Linked DNA regions of Mus musculus: region 1 is linked to region 2. Evidence: chromatin loops called from intact Hi-C (ENCODE). Cell type or tissue: left cerebral cortex. All regions are shown on one strand. Each heading gives the region's core, and the rest is flanking DNA. Links, peaks and the distances in the headings are about the cores only. Region 1 holds the start of Gm35940 (a long non-coding RNA gene). Region 2 has its middle 17 kb from the start of Gm36227.

Region 1 (11,373 bases), core at 1,649-9,648, 130 kb after region 2:
GATCATCGTTGCCACAAGATCCGCTTCTTTAATTGTGCTCTGGTTATAAAGTGATTCTGAGAAATGTTATCAAAGAGTTGGGAGGAGAGACACGGAGGTCCTGAACGATGGAAAGTGACATCATAGAGGCAAAGGTCGCAGGTGCGGGACCCTGAGACTTAGACACAGAAGTGCTTGCTGTCTTACTGGTCCCTCCACATGAAGATGAAAGAATTATCCTGTCAGTAGAGTGTGATGGTCAGAAAAATGCGTTCTCTTAATTAATTAATGACACTGGCTCTGTCCGAATCAATCTGTGGGAGATGGAATGCATCTCTGAGGTGAAGCATTATGGCTTTATGTGGAAGCAGACAAGCAGGGCGAGAGATTTTAAATACTGTCCATCCCCAGCATTAAGTGCCCCAGTTCTGATGAGAATCTGGTTTTCCAGACTGTTACTTCATCCCAGGTATTTGTTCCACTTCATCAATATATAACTATAATGTAGATTATATATACACACATATATATATACACACATATATACATATATATGTGTGTGTGTGTATATACATAAATATATATTTAAAGTGTAGCATTTATTGCCTTAAAAGGCTGAGGGAGACATGGCAAATAGTAAAGTGGTTCAACGTTGATAAACCGGATTGGCATGACTATATAACCCAAGGAAGAATTTAAATCTTCTAATCTCTAAGTTTCCCCTTCCATATAATGGTGAAATTAAGGGTATAGTCAGTTTATGTACATAAAAGTCATGCCAGTGTGGCACAATTGTCTCTTTCAACACCTTAGTTGTTGCTTTGTGTGTGTGCAGAGTGTAGTGATGGAAGGCGGCTTGATGCTTCACACACTTGATCTAAGGTCCTACATGTTTATCATCTCCTAATTAGAATCCTCAAGAAGTCACTACATGCATTAAAAACAAAAAACAAAACAGAACAAAACAACTGGTTGTCCAATCATTCTCGGCTTGCTCCTACAGAACATTCAAAAAGGTCTGAAGGTTATGAGGCCATTGACAGGCAGAGCAAAGGAGAAAGGACTGTTTCAGAGCGACCGTGGTTTATCTTGATCTCCGACAGTCTGAACACAGTGTAGAAAGTGAGAGGGTCCATCTGCCTGATTGAGTTCATTAGACAGAAGCCCCATTTCCCTCATTTGGGCAAAGTTCTAGCACTGGGTCTCCAGGCTCGACCTGAACTTTAAGGCAATTAGGCTTTTGGCTGCCTGTCTTCTTGTCCGGGCTATGTTCTTATGCCAGCCCTTAGGAGGCTGCATGTTTCACTCTTCCCTGTGTCTGCAGCTATTCCAACAGTCCAGCAGCCAAATCTTGGCTGTCTATGTCAAAAGTTCTCATTGCATTCCCTTCCAGGCCCACAGGTTTTCATGCTATGGAAAGTATATAAGCCGCCTTGTTCCTGCCTTTCTCGCTCTCCTGCTTTACTGATGAATTGTAACACAGCTCCATTTCTCCCTTCTTCATGGGTTTTCTCTTCTCAGTAGGGCAGGGGAAAACTTTCTTTAAAAGCAACTCCTGGAACATCTCAATCCTTTGGTTCTGCTTGGATCAGAGTAGCCAGTCATTTCCCCATGGTCCTTGGTGGTTTGGTGGTTCTGGCACCGCTTGGGATGATGGAATCTCACTCGGAAATGCTTGCTATGAGGCGTGGCTCAAGCCACTTTCTCTTTCTTCCAGCCAACAGCAAAGCAGCCTGCATTCCTGTGACATTGCTGTGTTTGGGACAGATCCTTTGAAAAGGAAGTGTCCCAACTGGATTTATAGCCATGTTCCTTCTCCATATGTTTATCAACCAAGTTCTTGTGTCCCTCTTGCTCTGCGGGGAGTCTTGAGGCTCCTTTACATCAATGTTTTACATTCTTTCCTGTTTTTCCCCACTCACTCTGAATCCTTAGAGCCCATCCTTTCTTAAGTAGCTCTTCTGTGTCTAGAATCCTGCTTTTCACTATCCTGGCTTTCCATCCCTTCCACGAACTCTTAGCATGGTACCATGGTGCCCTGGAAGGAACATTGAGTGGGTGGCTACATAACTGTGTGACCTCGGGCATGCTACACCACTGCTTTGGGTCTTTGCCTTTTTCTTCTAAACACATGGACTGAATCAAATTATGTTTAAGGGGCCCTTCCTGCTGGGGAAGCATGCTGTGAAGTGTGGGGACTTTCAAAAGCCCTGGAATGCATTGCTCAGCGGAAAATTAGTTGAATCAGTTTGTGGTAGTCTATGATAACAATTCTGGTGACCCTGATCTTCTGACCCAATAGGCTGACTTCTTCCTTCAGTATTCTTCTTAATGCTATCTTAAGATAGACTTTGTGAGTTTCCCAGCTTCATGTGTTACCATTTCTGGCTCTTTCTTATTGATCAGTTCATCACTGGCCACTGAACACAAGTTTTGAAAGTCTTTCATAGTCTGCTTTCTCTTCAGATCTTATAAATCTTTCATTTAAACAAAGTTTTTTTTTCATTCATTCACTCATCCATTTGTTCTCCATTGTACTAGACACTGTCTACAGCTCAGGGAATTGATGCTCAAAGAAATTTAATTTTATTGTTTAAATACTGTTTAGAAAGGACAGCTTTTATCTGCATGTGTCAGTATTGTTTTTAAAACTGTCTTTCAGTTCATTGTATTGGTTTAGAGAGCAAATAAAAAATAAACAAACAAAACCCAGAACTTATTAAAAAAAAGATTTATTCAATTTGGGAGTAAGTATTTCAGGCTGGCTGCAGGTTCCCATGGAAATATTTTGATTCAAATCACTGGATCTGAATCAAACATTAGGGCTTCACTTGGAAACATGGGCCTCACTTAAATCTTCATTGTTACACCTTAAGAATGTCACTTTTTAACATTGCTATAATGACAGATGGGCTGAGTAGGTGTGTGATTCTTACAGTAAGAAAATTAAGGCAGGCACTGCTCAGGAAGATTTTTCTTTGGCTTCTTTATAGTGATTCAGTGAGAAGTAGGCATGAAAAATTACATTGAAGGTAAAACCTCAATATTATGGTCTTCTTTCTTAGTGCTCTATTGCTGTGAAAAGACAGGATGGCCATGGGCATTCATATATGCACATGTATACACACATGCACACACACACACACACACTTAACTGAAATTACAGTTCAGAGGTTTCATCCATTATCATGGTAGAAGCATGACAGCACACAGGTATTCATGGTGCTGGAAATGAAGCTATGAACTTCACGTGTGGATCCACAGGCAGCAGGAAGACAGAGCAACTAGGCCCATCTCCAGTGACACACTTCCTTCAATTAGGCCACACCTCCTAATCCTTTCAAATAGTGCCACTCCTTGATGTCTACACGTTCAAATATAAGATCTTCAAACCCGTCTCTTCAAACCACCACATCAGGCCTTTAGCTTCTTAAAACATGGGTGTAGCTGAATGTGGGGATCAGAAAATTTTAGCAGTGATGTACGGCTCTCAAGCACATAACCATCAAAATTAATTTAAAACCAACCCTATGGTGAACCTGAGGTGTTTCTTGCAGAGTTTGCCTGTACTGTATCACATGACTTCACTGCAGACTTGGTCCTAAACACACAACGTATTCACTTTGCACACAATGTCATACTTGCACAGGGTGTCACACCACCGAGCACCAGCGACGGCTGCCTGCAGTACCTCTTCCATATTTGAGGCTATTGCATGCTATGCACTGCAGAGTTTTTGATACTCAAGCAACATTTTCTGATCTTATGGAAACATGATGAATTAATTCATGCAAATAAAGATTTTTAATGTTTCTTGAGCATTGTTTCTCACCATGTTTGTATCAAGTTTGTGTATCCCTGGATTGTACTGTGTGAATGTTTGGTTTTTGAGTTGCTGCCTTCAGTCTCATAAAAAGTTACCCAATGGATTTTGGCTTGGGATTTGGATATTTGCCAGCAGTTTCTGAAATACTCCTAAATTTATTTCTGCTTTAGTCTATATGTTTTTGTGAAGCAGATTTTCAGCATTGATAATCATAAAGTCAAAATATAGATCAACTCTGAAAAACATTGAAGATGCTGAACATCCCATAGTATCAACTATTCGAGCATGATTTAACTGTTTATATAAAAATAAAGAGACACATTTATATCATCAGTTTTCTTCCATCTTTAATAATGCTACAATTATGTGGATAACAAAGAATTGTTTTAAAACAATTTTCTTTATGATTTATCAGTAAATATATTTGATCTGTAGATCTATCTTATACACTTACATACTTAGGGTTATGTAAATGTTTCATCCAGTGGAGGAGGCTAGTGAGTAGGAAGTGTTCAAGAAACTCTGCTATAAGGTCCCGTGGTATGAGGAAGGAAGAATGAAGGCCTTGGGCTTGTCTGCAGAATGCTGGACAATCCGTGTTGAGTTACTTAGGACAGAATCGGACCCACAAGTCTCTATGCATCTCTTACTTCAGAAGACTTAGTTCTCTCTTTGCAAAGAAAGGCAAACTATTTAGCCTGGTGAACTCTATGAGGTGGTTGAATTTGAGAGCCAGAATTGACCTTTGTGAGCCAAAAGCACGTGTTAGTTCTAGGGTGTTGTAACTTTGACTTTGAAGGAAAGGACTCAAACCTGAGACAAAAGAAATGATGTAGCCTGAAGGATATCAGGTAGAAACGACTCGACTCGTTGCCTCACAGAGCATCAACTATACATAACCATAAGAGGAATGCAGCCTTAAACCCCTCATGACTTTCCTTGTGTCCTGCCTGGTCTCACGATCCTCTTGAGCTGGCATTTCTGTGGTGGTGCCATGTACACCCACAGCTACCATTACTGGCTTTGGCTTCTGAGCAGCATCCTATCTCTTGTCTGTGCTGGAATGCTCTCTTTTGTTTCTAATCATGGCTGCACAGCTTACTGTTCCTATAGGAGCCTGTAAGACACCCCTTCCAGCAATCACGTTGTGTGGAGTTTCGGAAATCCTTCCTGGAGAGTCGCCTCATCATGTCCAGACTGGGAGAGACAGGACCCTTACCCTTCCTTAACACACTTCATCCTATTTGCCTGATTTTGGTGCAGTCATTTGGCAATATTTTCGACAGAATAACAGATGTCTAACCAGAGCAATTTAGTTTCAGTCAGATAATAATCCCAGGCTACCCGGGGCCTCACAATGCCTGCCTGTGGAAAGGAAAAGGCATTTTGGGAGTGACATTTGATCCCTCCCATATACTCAAAATACAAAGGAGTCTAAGTGTTGACCAGTTTTAGGTTACTTACAGACAAGCTTTCCACTTCAGTGATTTCAGAAATTGGGTGGCTTGTTCTTTGTCTCATAAAGAATTCATTTTTAAGATGCTGATGGTCTCGGTGCTGGCTTGTGGCCAGCTTCAGGAAGTGTGGTTCACAAGCCGTCAAGGCTTGCACATAGTCCGCATTCCTTCGGTAATGCAATTCTGGGCCCAAATCGATTCCAGAAGTCTGATCTTCTGAGAGAGGCCAACACACCAGGCTCGTCGAGCAGCTCCCTCGGCACATCCCTTGCCCACCACCTCCACCAGCCTGGAAGTGTTAAACAGCCAATCACAGAGCGCAGTTTGGTGAGACCCACATTATGGGGATCTGAACAAGTCGATGAGCTTGGCAGTTTATGCTTGAAGAATTTGTTTCATGTTTTGGATAAAGTCTGAGAAATTATCCTTCAAAATGCCTTAGATTTAGTAACATGCCAATGCACTGTGTTAATGCAGCGAGTTTTCTTTCTCCCTCCCCCCACCCCAACCTTTTTCTTTTCTTTCTCCCTCTCCCACTTTTTTTTTTAAGGTTAAAAGCTGCCTTCCCTTTTAAGTATACGTAATCCGTCCAAATCCCGCCGAAGGGAACAAAAGGGACGCTGGTGATTTTCTCTTTCATAAAATGCAGAGACTTCCTCTCTGTCCTCTGCAGGCATCAGGCTATGAACTGAAGGGAAATTACTCTCCTCTCCATAGAGGAGATTATGCAAAACGAGAAGCCAAAGCCAATTGCCATGATACAAACACAAATACCAGCTTAATTCTGTGCCTGGCACAGCCTTGTGCCTTTTCTTTCCAGATGTGGGTGCCTATCTACATCTGCCTTCTTTTGAAAAAGAAACATTCTATTAGCTGAGGTTTTGAAGAGCTCACATGCCATAGGAATTTCCAAAGGACTGCCGTGACCTTCAACCCTGTATCCCAGAACTCAGTCTCCTCTTCCTCCTCCACACAGAGCCGTTTCCCTAACTGCCTCACTGTGGGCTCCAAAAGCCAAGGCTTGCTTTTCTCAGTGGCCTTTTTGCTGGATGGACTGGGACAGGCTTATTTGACGCCACCCTCCACCCCAACCCCCTTTTTACACAGGCGCATAGACAGTGAGGGGAATTTGCTTCTCTGTGAGTGATTAGGTGGCTGAAGCCTCTTCTGTTTTGTGTGTAAATGCTGGAAGGAGAGTTAGTGAGCTTTTGTGTGATTTGGGTAATGTCTTGAAGGTTCATGTCAGGACTTCTGGCAAGGCAGGAGAACATAGACACTTTTTAGACGCTAAAATGTCCCTCTTTTAGACGCTTTCAGAGCTGGGCTAACAGAAGCAAACCTGGCAGTTTGTTTTTTTTTTTCTTTTTTTCTGAGGCAACTTCCGCTCTCTGCTCTGTTTTTCCGGGGTCAATACTAAGTCAATATGCAATTCTTCAAAGCTGACACCGGTGTGCTGACACGAGTGATGGGTAGCACCTGGAGGCCAGTGCGGGGTGCACATTGGTCTCCTAGATTATTTGAAATATCGATTCTCACATTTGTGAGTTAATGCATTTATAATTCTGGTGGATTTCCACTGTATAGTAGACACTGCATGGCTTGAGGAGAGTTATGAATCTGAATTGCTTGAACACAGTTGAAAAGGTATGCTGTATGCTGTAGTGTGTGTGTACCACACAAAGTGCAACATCATGGTGCTTAAGAGATCACACAAATAATAGTAAAAAAAAATAAATAAATAAAAAAGAAGCTTTGAAGTCCACATGCATTTGGAGTCAGCAGAGTGACTCAAAATGATTCATTCAAAAAAAAAGTGATAGCTTCATAAGTCAATACAAGTCGGTGTTATTTTAATGTCTTTCTGGAACTTCTGGCTTCTGCTTAATGATCTGAGATCCATGCTTTTGTTCTAGTCGCAGAAGACTCACCTAGTCAACAGCAAGCAGGAGGGAGACATAATGCATCCCAGTAAGACCAAGTCTGCAGTAAAATGCTAACGCTTCATTGGATAACAACTTGTCACGTGGCCAGGTGCAGTTACAAAGGAAGCTGGGAAATGAAGTCTATAGAAGAAGTCATCATCGTAAGAAAGAAAAAGCCATTGTGTCTGCCCCAGGAAGTCCTCAGTCGAATCTCGTTTGTAATATTCACCAGCTCTAGGACTCAGGAAAATCAGTTCTTTGAACTTCAGTTTTTCTCATCTTAAAATAAGATTATATTCATCCTATGTAACTATTGTAATATCATAACTTTATAACATCTAAAACAAAGAACGAACTGTGTGCATTTGTTTGTTTCCTGGGACAACATCTCCTGCTGTAGCCCAGGCTATCTCACTGATTAGTTCAGGCTGGCCTGAGATGTAAGGCAATCCTTCTTAGCTTCTCAGGTACTGTGATTACAGAAGGGAGGCACCATGCCCAACTTCCAGCGTTTGAAAACGGTCCTCTAAGTTTTCATACTTATGTGTGATTGATTTTGAGTTAGTTTTTGTTTTTGTAGCATTGTGGACACTGAGGACTTTATTGCTTCTTGACTAATTAAAAGCACAGCCACTATAATCTGCAGGCAGGTCTGTTTTTGCAATGCAGCCACGTTTAAGCTTGCTTTATCACCATTAGGAATTGGTCATTTTATGAATGTATAATGTCCTTCATTGAATCTAGCAATTTTCTTTGATTTGAATTCTATCTTGATTGATACTAATAAAGCTATTTTAGCCTTCTTTTGATTAGCGTTTGCTTGATATTTTACTTAATTTTCTTTTCTTTTTTCATGCACGCGCGCCTGTGCATGTGCATGTGTGTGTGTGTGTGTGTGTGTGTGTGTGTGTGGTGAGTGTATGTGAATGCATGTTTACATGAGTGTATGACTATGGGGTGGTGGGTGTATATGCATGTGGATGTGTATGGAGGTCTGGGATTGATATGGGGACAGTCTTCCATTGGTCTTCTACCTTAATCAGTAAGATGTCTCTCACTCCAACCCAGAGCTTGCCTGGCTAGTCTTGTTAGTAAGCTTGCTCTGGATCGTCTTTGAGGAGGCTGGAATTATGATGGTAGATTTCGATGCTTACCTAGCACCGGGACTTGGAGATCCCGACCCTGGTCCTTATGCTTGCTCAAGTGTCACTTCCCAGGCCCTGTCATTATTTTTTTAATCTCCTAATATAATTATGTTTAAAGGTGTTGGGTTTTTAGGTTTTTTTGGTGTTTTGTTTTGTTTTGCTGTTGTTGTTATTTGGTTTTGGTTTTGGGTGTTGGGTTTTTAGTTTTTTGCTTTTTTGTTTTTTTGGTTCTGTTGTTGTTGTTGGTTTTGGTTTTTGTGGTGACGAGCATGCCCTTGGATTGAGGATGTTTTCTTTCTTCTAACCTATTTTGCTATTTTAGCTTTTGGTTGGTATCTGTATAAATCTACATGCATTTGGTGCTGGGAATGGAAGTCAAGTCCTTGGACTTGCTAGGCAAGTGCTCTACCACTGAGCAGCATCCCCAGAGCTATACGATTTACTTCTAAATTTACACACCTATTAGGATTGACTCTTTTGACATTTTTGGTTTAATATTATTTTCGTTTATGCCCTATGCTTTCCTGTTCATTCTTCCATTTCCCCATTTTCATGTATTCAACCCATTTTTAGAAATGAGTTTCTATTTATTTTTATACACATTTTTCATAGTTTGTGATGTCTACTCTAGGGATTACAATAGGCATCCACTGTTGCTTTTCCCTCAATTAATTGCTATCAGCATTTTTCCACTTCAAATAGTCTACCTCAAATTGTGATTGCCTAAATCCTCAGCTTCCATTCCCATCTCCCTCTTACAGTACAGTCAGCTTAACTAGTACATTGGTAACTTTGTGAAAAGGTTATTATTTTGTTTTTATATATAAAATGATACTGTACAGTCCAGTGGTGGGGACAGTCTAACACCTATGTGTTACCACCCAGGGCGCTCCTCCTTCATTCCAGATTCTGAAATTTCCCTCCACTCTTATAAGAAGAACTTCATCAGCTGGTCTCTCAGTGATGCTACTGACCACAGATTCCCCTTGCTTTCATTCACCTAAGGCGGTCTTTCCTTTTTCTTCCTGCAGGGTATTTTACTGGGGTTCTTGAATGCCAGCTCTTCTCTCTGAGCTTGTGTTTCCTTGTGGCTTCCAGGATTTTGTAGGAGAAATTTGCTGTTGTTTAAATTGTTTTTCTCTTGCTAGTAATGCACAGTCTCTCTCTAATCCCCAGATTTTTCTTTGTGTTTAGGTTTCAGATGATTGATTACGATATGTCTTGACAAGAGTGCTTTGTATTTATTTTGTTTGGCGTTCATGCAACTTATTGAGTCACAGGTTTGTGTAGTTTGCTAAATATGAGACTTTTCAGCCATGTTTCTTCACATTTTAGCCCTTCTTTCTTCTTCCTCTCCCTCCACGACTTCAACGTGCAGATGTTAGATGATTTGCTGTAGATGAAGGAGTTTCCTACCTCCCCAACCCATAAGCCTTAGGCTGAAGTAGTTTCCAAATGAGTTCAAGGAAGAGATAATTTTTGTATATAACAATGCACAAGAACAGATAGGTTTGAAAATCATATTTTTAAATGTTTACTTTAAAAATCATATATAATGTAGCAATGCTAATTAGAAGCCATGCATGTTTGAAATATACATAGGTTTGTTATTTCATCATGATAATTCAAAATTATTTCTCCTAGTCACCCTACTGTGCAATAATAGTACGTACTGTGCAAACAAGAACTTACACTCATCTAAATGTGACTTAGTACCAATTAATCAACCATTCTCCATTTTTTCTTTCTTTCTTTCTTTCTTTCTTTCTTTCTTTCTTTCTTTCTTTCTTTCTTCCTTTGTTCCTTTCTTCCTTTCTTCCTTTCTTCCTTTCTTCCTTTCTTTCTTTCTTTCTTTCTTTCTTTCTTTCTTTCTTTCTTTCTTTCTTTCTTTCTTTCTTTCTTTCTTTCTTTCTTTTTTTTTCTTTTGTTTTTTTCAAGACAGGGTTTCTCTGTGTAGCCCTGGCTGTCCTGGAACTCACTCTGTAGACCAGGCTGGCCTCAAACTCAGAAATCAGCCTTCTTCTGCCTCCCAAGTGTTGGGATTAAAGGCATGCGCCACCAAGCCCCACTTTATTTCCATCTTGTTTATGGTTAATAATGTTTCAGACAACATAGGTATGACGTTGTCTTGCTCATATCCTGATTTCATTTCCTTGGGCCATTAGTCAGGAGTAGAACTAACAGATCATATACTCATTTTTTGGGGGTGGGGTGGGGAGTCCATGCTATTAACCATAATTCTTGTAATTTGTGTTTTCCTCAAGTATGCAAATATTCTTCCTCCACATCTTTACTAATACTTATTAGCTTTTGTTTTTAAGTAATAGTGGGATGGAGAGATGGCTCAGTGGTTAAGAGCATTGGCTGCTATTCCAGAGGACCCAAGTTCAATTCCCAACACCCATTCGGCAGCTCACAACTGTCTATAATTCCAGTTCTAGGGGACCCTCACAAAGGCATACATGCAGGCAAAACACCAATGCATGTTTTTAAAAAGCCACTTATATAATGGCTATTTTTTTTTTACTGTGGTTTGATTTGTATTTCCACAATGAGTAGTAATATTGAGCCTTTCTTTATATATACTTGTTGGCCATTGGCATATGCTTAGAAAGTTACACTTTTAAGTGGGTTAGTTTGCATTTTTCCCCTGAATTATTGGAGTCCTTAGATATTCTGGATCTTGATTGTCAGGTAAATGGTTTGCAAGTTTTTTCTTCATTCTGAAGTTGCCTCTACATGCTGGTGACTGCTGGCAGTGTGGAAACTTTAAGCTGGATGTAATCCCATTCTCCCATTTTTGTTTCTGGTTCTAATGCTTCAGGGATCTTGCCCAGAAAACCTTCACACATTCTAATGCCCTGTTGCTGTTCCTCTATTTCCTCCAAGCAGCCTTAAGTCTTAAGTTTCACCCCTGAGAGGTAGGTGTCCAGTCTTATTCTCTGTATGAGTACACAATTCTCTCATACCACTTAAACAAAAAGGCTATTCTTTCTTCAACATGTGCCCTTGTTGTCTTTGCAGAAAACCAGGTGGATCTATGT
Region 2 (11,373 bases), core at 1,848-9,847:
GATGAAGATGGCAGAAAACTGCTCTGAGAACAGGCCTTCAACTCCATCACTACCTATTTGGTGTCTGTTGGGATCTTTAGAGTCGGTAGGGGAGGGGAACGTTAAAACTCAAGTTTAGAAATATGTTCATTATGCTTTCTTCTTTATAAGAGAGGTGTTACTGTACAACAAAAGCTCTGATACAAACTGAATACAGAGTGAACCGTTGAACCAAGCATGACTCTTTACTAACCAACAGGTCTGACTAAATCCATGCTCAGAGCTGCTGGAGATGGCTCTGTGAACAACTGAGAAAGCCCTTGAAGGGTTTGCACTATAGTTAAATAGTCAAAATCAAATGCTTGGAATTAGATTGGGCAAAACAGATAATCATACACGTTAATAAAAGAGTCTGTTATTCAAAGGCAGAGGTGGGTAGACCTATAGGTCTTACTGGCTAGCAAGCCTAGCCTATTTGTCTATTTTGGTGAGGCCAGTCAGAGACTCTGCTTTTTTATTTTATTTTTTTTTAAAGTATACATCTCTTGAGGTTTTTTTTTTATATCACCTATTCAGGGTTTGAATATTTGATACGTCCTGTGGTCCTCTTTTTGTTTGTTCGTTTTGCTTTTTGTTTGTTTTTATTGTAAAGTTGGCTATTACATCAGTATAAACAAGGTTATACTAAAGTAACAGCTCTACATGTAAAGCATTAGTACAACAAAATGCTTCTTTCTTGCTCAGGTAACACACATAGCAAGGGTTGTTGGGACTTCTTTGTTCCATGTGTCACTTGGAACCCTTACAAAGGACGGCGTGGATGCCATCTTAGATCTGAACTTTCCAATGTGAGTTCCCTGGTTGTCAAAGACGGGAAGAGAAGGCCGGATGAAGGACATTGTCTCTCAGCTGTCACCACTGTTCACAGTCCATCCATTTCAACTAGTCACGTGACTCCAAGGTCGTGCAGTGGAAGTTGGATAATATCGGACACTAACGGTTTCTGCTATGAACGTGAGGTGGATACAAAGAGAGATGTGGCCGCTACCCTCCATCTCTTTTCAAAACTTCAGTGCAAAACACAGGGCTCTAGGAGTCAATGAGCAGGGCTGAGTCTGGGAAAGAGTTTTGTAGACCATGTTGTTTCAGCGAAGGCAAGGATTGGTAGGTTTTGATAGGCTCTTGAACAATGGCATATTGGTGAAGAGGCGTCAACAAAACAGTGGGAAGTTTGCTTGAGGCACAGAGCACATGATTAAAAAACAGAAAATGAAATGAAACAGAAAAACAACCATCCTAAGGTAGTGATATCTGAAGGAGCATGCAGATACTAGGCCCAGGCACCCTTCATGTGTACTAGCTCATAGTCTTTTGTCCAGACCTTTTCTAAGCCAAGTTTAGTGACCCAAAGCCATGATAATGTGTGACAGAATTGGTGTTTTCTCTAGTGGGTGCATTAAACACCCATTGGAGGATTCAGCGAGGGCCGATGCCAGAAGGTCACGAAGACCATTTGCTCTGAAGGCAGAAGAGGAGGTGGAAGGTTTCAGAGCAGGGGAGCCATAGCTGGTGCCGGGCCAAGGGTGAACTCTGGGAGAGCGAAGCAGACGAGTTGGAACTCAGTTCTCTGCACAGCAGAAGAAGAGGCCACGGGCCATTAAGTAATCAAGTGTGCTCCAGGCAGGGTTAAGCCAAGTGAGAACTTGACTTGGAAGCAGATAGCTATGTCTGAAAGGCGTAGGTTTCAGAGAGAGGGTTAGATGGGGCCCTGCGATATGGCTAGGGTTTCTAAATCAGGCATCAGTCAGCTTCATTTAGCAAAGACAACTGAGGAATGTTTTGAGCAATGCCTCTTTGTCCTTCCCTGTCCCCAGCCTGAGTCTAGTCCTGTGCCCGACACACCTGTCCTTTCAAAGCCTGAGGACATTTTCAAAACAAACCCCACAGACTCCTTGCCTTTCTTTCAAAAGCTCTCCTTTTCTCTGTGAGTGATGAAATAATTGAAGTCAGGATGTTGTTTCTCTTTCTTTTCCTCTCTTTTCTTTTCTTTTTTTTTTTATATAAGAGCCATTACAAAGGTGTGAAATATTAGACACTTACGCATCTGTGAATAAGATTGTAGGCTAAAACGTGTGAGTTCCCGTCTTAGCTAATGAACCAGAATATGGTTTTAATTTTTGAACAGCAAAAATGGTCTGGCGCTTTTTTTTTTTTGGTCATCCTGCAGAAGACTTCATATTTTAATAATTCAGTGGAGCCTAATTACTTTAATTAATCACCTTCTTTTGAGAGATGTCAGTGGGCTTCATTATATTATTGTTGTTGTAGGTACTGTGGGGAATTTTAAGAATACACACACACACACACACACACACAAACTCTTCCTTGGTCACTCACAGACACTATCTGTCCTGTTCATACCTCCTGCTTCTCTTGACACACTTTTGCCCAATGACTGCTTAACAGAGCCATCTTTGGTCATTCCATGCCTTAAAAATTGCTGTCTATAGGGAGAAAAGTAAAATGCTATTTAGAGCCAGTCAATATTTTTGCATCTTTCAGAGTCATGATGGGACCGACAATAGCTTTTATTGTACAATCAGTATAATTTGCTTCCCTTACAACAAAGCATAATTAGCTTGTAGTTCACACAGTGGCAATGCAAATGTGGCCATTTCTGAAGACTGTTGGTGAAGGCTCCCTTCCTCGCTTAAATGCAGTGTCCCAGTTTGGTCCTGGCCCAGGCTCTCTAGGCATCACTAAGCAGACCTCTTCATCTGTGTGGGATTCTGTAAGTTTTTTTTTTTTTTTTTTTTGCATGAAGGAAGGACAATGCTTTTATACAGCAGCGTTAATGACACACACATTGGATGTTTAGAGGCTGGGCGTTGGCGCTGGCTTGGAATGAACCTGTGTGGCTTAACTGCTTGTTCGACTGGCTTCAGGGCTCTTCTCCTTACTGACTGACCCTTTAGAGACTGACTGCTTCATGTCGTTCAGTCTGACCTCGGACTTGCTGGGTAGCTGAGGATGGCCTTGAACTTCAGAATCTTTCCCTCCCACCTTCCCATTGCTAGACTTCCCGGCTGGTGCACTACATCCAGTTTGTGAGGTGGTTTGAGATGGAACCCAGGCTTCACCCCTGCTTGGCAAGCACTCTACCAAGCAAGCCATATCCTTCTCTTCATGTTTAAATTCACTAAAGAGAGTTTAGGTCTTAGGATTGTCAGCCAGTTCCTCCATTAAATATAAAATAATACCCAATTCATCTACACATTGAAACATAGAGGGACTCCCTTCTTTCCTTTAAGACTCCCCTTCCTCTCCTTGGCAGCTGCATGGCTTTGAACTTCCCCTTGCAGCCTGTGGCATCTTTTCTTTGCATGTTACACCCCTGGCCCCGGTCCTGGGGGCTCTGCTCAGTTAGGACAGGACCGCTAACTCTGCCAGGGAGTTGGGTTTTATGAGAACTGAGAACAATGGTGTGTGCAGCCTGCCCCGTGCTGCACTCTATCAGACTCCTGGAGACTGCAGGAAGACTTCCATTTGAGGCTCAGGCTGCAAACTTTTATTTTGAAATGCCGGCTGTCTGAAATCAGGTTTATTCAGCTTTGACTTTGGCTTTGAACTGAGGCTCACATGGTACCTGTCACCTGAAGGGTGACAATTAGGGTCCGCACATGGAGCTACGTGAACAGAGCCTCCGCTTTGTTAGGTTGACAGAAAAAGAAGGCCTGTTTAGAAATCTTTCTTGTCTCACCTCTTCCTGTTTTCTATCCGTGCACCACCCTCTATCCTCCTAAATCTGCAGCAACAGGGGAGGACCCAGGAACAGACAAGGAGGAAAAAAAATCAATATCAAATCAATTCCTGCTATGGATCCAGAAAGACTTGTGGTCAAAAACAGTCCTGGTCCTTTTGAGTCCCTTAAAATTTTTGTATTGCATCCAGAGATGGTAATTGATTGAAACTGCCTGTGGTTTTAGGAAGTGCTCCGGTTACAAGGAAAAATCCTTTTATGTTGCTGGACGGCAGCCACAAAATCTCTGAAGTCAGGAATCTGGCAGAGGTTGAGCCTCCTCCAGGGTGTAAATAAACCAGCCTGGTCTATAACCCAATAGAAGTCAATTTATTGTGTGTGTTTCAAATCACTCAGCTCAAAGCCCTGCCCAGTTATTAAAGAAAAAGGTGTGGGATACAGCTGCAGCTCAGACAATAGGTGATGGTAAGCAGCAGTGTTTGTTAGGCCCTGTAGAACTCCCGGAGGAAAAGACGGGGCCTTGCAGGCTCAGTACACCTCTTCCTCCCTACTTGCAAAGAACTGCTCAAAATCAAGCAACCAGGCATGATTGGCACCCAGAGTCACTTACTGTGCTAGCCAGGAGCCTGGGGCTCAAAATGCTTAAGTGGGTGACCATTTTATACCGCTGGTCAGGAAACCCAGTGACATTCTTTGCTGCAGTGTTCGGCCATGTGGAAGGCATTGGAACTGGGGGTTTGGCTGGGCCAGATCTTGTTACCCACTGAGATGCCCATGGCAATGTGTGATGGGAGCCTGTTCCAATGCCTTGGGCAGATAACATGTTGAGTCCCAGTTCACACCAAGAGCCGGTTCACTTACACAGCAGAAGGTTATTTGGGGTTCACTTAGTCAAGACTAGAGGAAAAATCCCAGCGCCTGTGCACCAGCATTCCTGCCTCCAGCTTTAGCATCATTGCAGACCCCAGACGGTGTGTGGCAGCGGGTTAAGGGTGTTAAACATAGGAGGCCTTGCTTGCATCTTGCTCCAGACTGGCAATGACAATGAATTATTAGAAAAACCCAGGGTAGTCGACACAAAGCTGCCTCTTAAATGCTTATTTTTTCAGCCTTGGTCCATTGGGCACCACTGACCATCCACACCCTAAGATACTCTAAAATACCCCACCTTCACAGTATTCCACTTCATTTTAACATAGCAAAGCATTAATAGTCTGGCCGAAGTGTTCTCTCTCTCTCTCTCTCTCTCTCTCTCTCTCTCTCTCTCTCTCTCTCTCTCTCTCTCTCTCTCCTCTCTCTCTCTCTCTCTCTCTCTCTCTCTCTCTCTCCCTCCCTCCCTCCCTCCCTCCCTCTCTCTCTCTCTCTCTCTCTCCCTCCCTCCCTCCCTCCCTCCCTCCCTCCCTCTCTCTCTCTCTCTCTCTCTCTCTCTCTCTCTCTCTCTCTCCCTCCCTCCCTCCCTCCCTCCCTCCCTCCCTCCCTCCCTCCCTCCCTCCCTCCCTCCCTCCCTCCCTCTCTCTCTCTCTCTCTCTCTCTCTCTCTCTCTCTCTCTCTCTCTCTCTCTCTGTTTTTTTTTCCTGGTGGCCTCCCTCCCAACTCCATCCCCTTCCATCTCATTGGCTCCAGACAAGTACTGGGGAACCAATGAGATTCCTCTTCTTCATTCATGTCCTAGCAACAAGCCCAGTTCCAATCTTTCTCTGCCAAACTAACACCTGAAAAATTACATCATGAATAATGGCAAAAAGCAGCAAGGGCCAGAGAAGGGCTTTTTTTTTTCCCCCTTCAACTGTCTGCTGCAGAGTTCATTTAAGGTGTTTTCGTCTAGATTCTTAAAGCAACAATGTCCTAGGTTTTTGCTGATCTTTTTCAGCATACATACATACATATATATATATATATATATATATATATATATATATATATATATGCTGTTATCGAATGAAGTAACAGCTTTTGAAGCTAAATAAAAGGAAAACATTTTAATGGGGTTCACTGTATAGCCGTCCACACACACCCCTCCCAAGTCTGCGTTTAGAGGAGCGGAGGGGAATTAGACTGCTCTCCTATATTCTTAAGGAAAGGACGAAATTGGCCCAAGCCTCACAAGGCAGCACATCCACCCACTGTTCAACACAAAAAAAACGTAGTCCCCTTCCTGGCGGTGCCCCCTGCTCTTGTTAAATATCCCCTAGGCCCCTTTCATTACTCTTTGGGGATAAAGAAGCCATTCTTTATGAGGATCATGGAGCCAGGGAATGAGGTACCTGGAGAGTCTTCCCCGGAAGTGAAGTTGTATAGGGTATGCAGAGTGGGGGTGCTTTAGTGCGTTTAGTTCCGTACACGTGGGGGCAGCGAATGCAAACTCGTAGCTGGGGAACCACCACAGGGACAATGACATCCAGATGACCTGGGCGGGGGCGGGGGGTGGGGGAGAGGAAACTGAGAAAGAGAGGTGAGGTGATGTGGTGTGGGCTTGCAGGAGGATGATGGGGGAGGGGGATGGAGGCCCTGGAGGGGGTCGGGGCTGTGAATGGAAAGGTCCACCCTTCTAGGCATTTTTCAAGTCCCAGACGCCGCTTCCGGCTTCCCCCACCCCACCCAGTCTAGAGCAGACGCGCGCGAGGAGACTCAGACACAAAGGACCACAGCCCTGCGCAGGAATCGAAGGGGGAGGGGAGGGACACCTGCCCGCGTGCACGTGCAGGGGCGCAGCCAGGGAAGACCCTGTGCTCAGTCTCTTGCTCTCCCCTGCAGGATCTATGCGTGGCAGGATCTGGCAAGGGCCCCAGGAGTCGGCTACAGGGGGTGCTTGGCTGAAGGAGCAGAAAATAGGTCCACTGGGTGCCTGGCTCCCTGATAGTGTTTGCTGATCTCCTCAGCCATAGCCTTGGCAGCAGGTGGTGCCTCCAGACAGCCTGCCTGGGTGCTTGTGAAAGCGAGTAACTGCATAAATTCTGCGTAGGAAAGAGAACCATGCCAGCGAAGGGACTAGGTGGAGGAGGGAAAAGGGTTTGTGGGAGCTTGCTCTTCGGAAGGAGGTAGAGTCGGTAAGCTCATAGTCACTCCCCCACACAGGTTACACTAATGTTCTTGCTCAACTGCTGCCATGGCGGGTGCGGGAGGAATCACCGAGTGGCCTGAGGGGCTCTAGGCAATCCGTGTCTTTTTATCTACCTACCAGGGTTTCAGCCTGTTTTCCTGGGATCCAAGAAAGAGACCCAGGCTCGAAAGCATCCCAGCGCACAGTGCAGAGAATTTGGATGATGCTCTGATATTTGGGAGAAACAGGTGGTCGTTCAGCTCAGTGAAAAAGTCACCAGGGGAAGGAGCCCCACAGCGGGGTCTTCTGTTGCATCTTTCTTGGGCAGGGAGGTCTAAAGCTGTGGGATCCTGTCTCCTCCCCAATGTCATTGTTAGTGACAGAGGGAGGTGTTGCAGGTATGCAGGGGTGGGGTGGGGTATGGCTTCCACAGAACTCAGTCATGCCAGTGCCAGCATGATACCCTCCTTGGTACTGGGCAGCAACCCTGGGTTGGGGTGATATTCCTACCTCGAAGGTTTATGTCCCCACACCACCCGGGGCCTCTGTAGTATAACTTGTTTCTGAATCCCCCCTCCCCCCTCCCCCCCAGCCTGGTTCCTTGTCCTTATTGTCCTTCCTGGGACAGGATTCTTCTGGCTAGGCTTTAAGAGTTGGTTTTCTGAGCAGGAGTGATGGCTCAGTGGGTATGTGTCTGACCTCAGTGCCCCCACTGCAAGATGAGGATCTGAGATAGAAGAATTCCCGGGAAAGCTCATGAGCCCTGTCACACAGAGCATCGAGCAAATGACCCTGTCCCAAACAAACTAACAACGCAAGGTTTTCCTTTAACTCCACAAGTGTGCCTGCATTCTAACACATGAACACACACACCAAAATGACATTATGCACACACATACACACACACACACACACACACACACACACACACACACACACACACACACACGGAGAGACAGAGAGAGGCAGAATCAGACAGAGACAGAGAAATTGAGATTTTAAAAGTTGGTTTCCCCCTGGGCTCTGTTCTGGGCCCCGCTTCCTCCTCATGTTTTTGCTTTTGACTTCTCATCCTCTTGTAGGTTTTGATGAGCCCCACTATTATTGCCTACAGCCCCCCAGTAAGGTGGAGTCATAGATCCCTCATCTTCTCCGTCCTTCTGTTTCACTTCTTGGCGGTATTACTACTCTTTAAATAAAGAATGCTTTTGTCAGAAGAGTTGTCCAGGCCAGAAGTTTGACTGCCATTTTGGACACATGGTGGATGCCCTATCCTTCACCCCCGATCAGTCATGAAGAACTTTGGCTGTTGCCACGTATGTTTCAGAGGTCCCCCTCTCCCTTCCCCACTGCCAGCAGCCGAGGACAAGATGCCAGTTTTCTCAAGCAGCCTCAGATCAGTACGTGCAGCTCCTGCTTAGGGCTCCTCGGTGGCCTGGACCTGGCTTCCTGCCTTTCATACTCTGTCTCATTTTTCTTAGGGCTTCAGCACACTAAATTTCCTTCATTTCCTTGAAAAAAATGTTTCCCTCTTCTACAGCGGCTTTGTAATGTGATACACACCCTTCCGCTGGGTACATCCATCCCAAAGTTCCCTTCTTTCTCATTTGGACTCAGCCAAGCTCCCTTTCAGAGGATCTCGGGGCTGCTCAGACCCTTTCCCCATAAGAGCGCAGACTGTACTGCTCAATAACAAACACCGGCTCCCTTAAAGCACTGCGCCCTAAGAACAGGACGTGGTGCTTTCTTTGTCATGGTCACAAATGCCTAGGGCATGGTAGATACTGAAACATTTGTCAGCATCAGAATGTCTTCCAACCGTGTGCCACCAAATGTTTTGATGACCAAGATTTATTGCTACAGAAAAATGTGGAATAAGGCAAAGTCAGTGTTTAAATCCAATTTACACCGTCTCCTTTGATTATCTAAAGTCAGTGTTACTGAGATATGAGTCACATATCCGTGATGTGCACGAAATGAACTCACGCAAGTCTGGGAGGACGGCTCATTTGGTAAAGCGTTTGCCACAGTAGCGTGAGCTCCTGAGTTTGATTCCTTAAAGCCAACAAGGACAAGAGCTGGGGACAGCGGTGCATGTCCGAAATCACAGCTCTTAGGGTGGGAATCAGGGGTGGGGAGACAGGAGAATCCTGGAGCTCGCTGCTCTTTCAGTCTCACTAAATGGGTGAGTTCCAGGGCTAGGGAGAGAGCACATCTCAAGAAAATAAGGCAGAAGCTAGGTATGGTGGTGCACACCTCCAATCCCAGCACTCAGGAGTCAGAGGCCAATGGATCTCTGTGAGTTCGAGGCCAGCCTGCTCTACATAGTGAGTTCCAGGATAGCCAGGGCTTCATAGAGAAAGCCTGTCTCAGGAAAAGAAATAGGCAAAACACTTGAAGAAGACATGGGAGTTTGATCTGTGACTTCTACATGTACATACACACACACACACACACACACACACACACATACACACTTGCACACACATGCACACACACAGTTCATTTAGATGTATATTTTGATGAACTTTGATTAGTGTGTGTACTCTTACAAAGCACTACCAAAATAAAGAAAGACATGACCATTCCTGTCATCTGCTGTGTCCCTTTGCAAGTCCCCAGCACCCCTTGGTCTGTCCTCTGTCCCTTCATGAGTACAATCATTGCTATGGTGCTGGCTGCTGTAGAATTTCACATAAACAGAATCATGAGGTCAGTACCATTTGTTTGGGGAATATTTCTATTTGGCATAAGGTTTTTGAGATTTTTCAGCATCGAGAAGTACTCATTTGTCCAGAATGCCCATGCCATGCTGTCATCTAACTATAGAGAGGCATTTGGTTTATCTCCAGTTTGGGGCTGTTAAGTCAACATCAAACATTTCTGTATGAGACTCTGTGTAAGGGTGGAGTAAGATTGGAAGTGTGGCATCATTAGGTCTTCGTGTACATCAGTGTGTCTCTAACACATTTTCCCGAAGTCCCATTTTATTCTCCTATGGAATCAAATAAGCATTCCCGTGATTCTGCCTACTCGCCAAGACTCAGCCCGTATGTAGTGATGATTCATTGTGCATTTAACTTTCATTTCCACATTTACTAATGAGGTGATCTTTTCCTGTGCACACTGGTCATACCTCCATCTGCTGGGTGTCTATGTTGGCTGCTACTTTGTTCCTCTTCCTGTTTCTCTTCCTGCTCCTCTTCATCCTTCATTGCCAAGATGTAAAAGCTTTTCACTTTGGATACAAATCTCAATAAAACAACACTTTGCCCTCCTCCATCCTGATTTATAGCTTTCCTTTTTTTATTTCCTTAACAGTATCTTTCAAGGAGCAGAACAGACGATTTTAATTTGTATGGAATTTTTATCCTTTGGATACGTTTTCTTCTTCCACTTCCTTCCAGGGGCTTTATAGCTATAAACTTTGGGTTGAAAATAACGACCCATCTTGAGTTGCCTTCTATGTTCAACGTGGAGTGAAAGTGGAGACTTATAGTTCTTTTTACTAGGGAACCAGTCATTTTTTTTTTGTTTTTGTTTTTGTTTTTTAGCATCATTGTTTAAAATTATTTTTCCCGCTTTTATCCTTGGCAGTTCAACTGTGTGTTAACTTTCTAAAATGCTGAAAACTCAACTGACTACATGTGGATGAATCCCAACACCACTCCCACCCCCAAACTGGATCACTGTCTGCTCGCCAACACCACACCCTGATGTTTAGTAAGCTTTCTAGTGATCCTAAGATCAGACAGCATAGTCCTCTAACTTGTGCTTTATCCAGAACGATGTTACTGCATCGCCAATCCTTTGTATTTCCACGTAAATAGTTAAATTTGATGGTCAAGGGTCTGGAGAGATGGCTCTGCGTTTAATACCACTTGCTGTTTTTCTCAGAGAACTCAGGTTCAGTTCCCAACACCCACATCAGGCTGCTAACACCCTGCTGTAATTCCAGTTCCAGGTGATCTGACATCTTCTTCTGGCCTCTTCATACACCATGCAAGCACCTGGTACACATACATACATACATACATACATACATACATACATACATACATACATACTACTACTCACACATAGAATAAAAGTACAACATTAATTAATTTATCAAACCCATCAATAATTAATATTTTCAATTAAATTATTTTGATAATAGAGATTCATTTGAGAGAGACTTTTATATTAACATTCCAGTTTCATCCATGAGCAAGGCACATGTTGGCATTTGAGCTTTCTCTAGTTTCTCTCAACAATGCTTTTGCACAGTAGTTGTTAGTATACAGGTCTCAAAAGTATTTCTATACTTATCCTCAATTACTTGAAAATGCAGATGCAATTGCGGTCACGTTGTGTTTAACGTTCTCACATCTTCATTTTTTCTGCATGTGCACATCACCCTAGCATGCCATGCTAAGCCAAATTCATTTCTCTTATGTACAGTACACTAAGGCTGTCATCTGTTTTTCTCCTGTGTCTGGTGAGTGCCACCAGTCCTTTCAGTGTTAAACTAATTGTCCCCTTCTTGCTGTAAACTATGTTTGAGCATGCTCTGTTACCTTTTTTATGAACTTAACTTGCTAATATGCATTCA

What was found. Hi-C counts contacts between places; a loop is a spot of excess contacts. Peaks named below come from ENCODE experiments on the same cell type or tissue, not always from the same donor. Only the 100,000 strongest peaks of a DNase experiment are listed, where the experiment ranks them.
Region 1: a loop joins it to region 2, with 2.2 times the contacts of the local background. A loop is called at or near these places in 3 of 42 quality-filtered maps.

Annotation. Positions count from the first base shown.
Region 1 is chr9:41,799,779-41,811,151 of GRCm38, reverse strand. It overlaps Gm35940 (a long non-coding RNA gene), which reads right to left and starts at 5,518. Exons shown (of 3, transcript XR_379298.3): 1 at 5,270-5,518. It overlaps LOC115486408 (a long non-coding RNA gene), which reads left to right and starts at 5,469. Exons shown (of 2, transcript XR_870663.1): 1 at 5,469-5,589; 2 at 7,176-7,993. In left cerebral cortex, for the core only: no CTCF peak of the experiment used is centred there; DNase peaks (open chromatin) are centred at 2,190, 2,896, 5,998 and 7,272.
Region 2 is chr9:41,930,845-41,942,217 of GRCm38, reverse strand. No RefSeq gene overlaps it. Among named protein-coding and RNA genes, the nearest start is that of Gm36227, 17 kb to the right of the region's middle. In left cerebral cortex, for the core only: no CTCF peak of the experiment used is centred there; DNase peaks (open chromatin) are centred at 5,435, 5,914, 6,657, 9,802 and 1 more place; H3K4me3 peaks cover 1,191 bases; H3K27ac peaks cover 928 bases.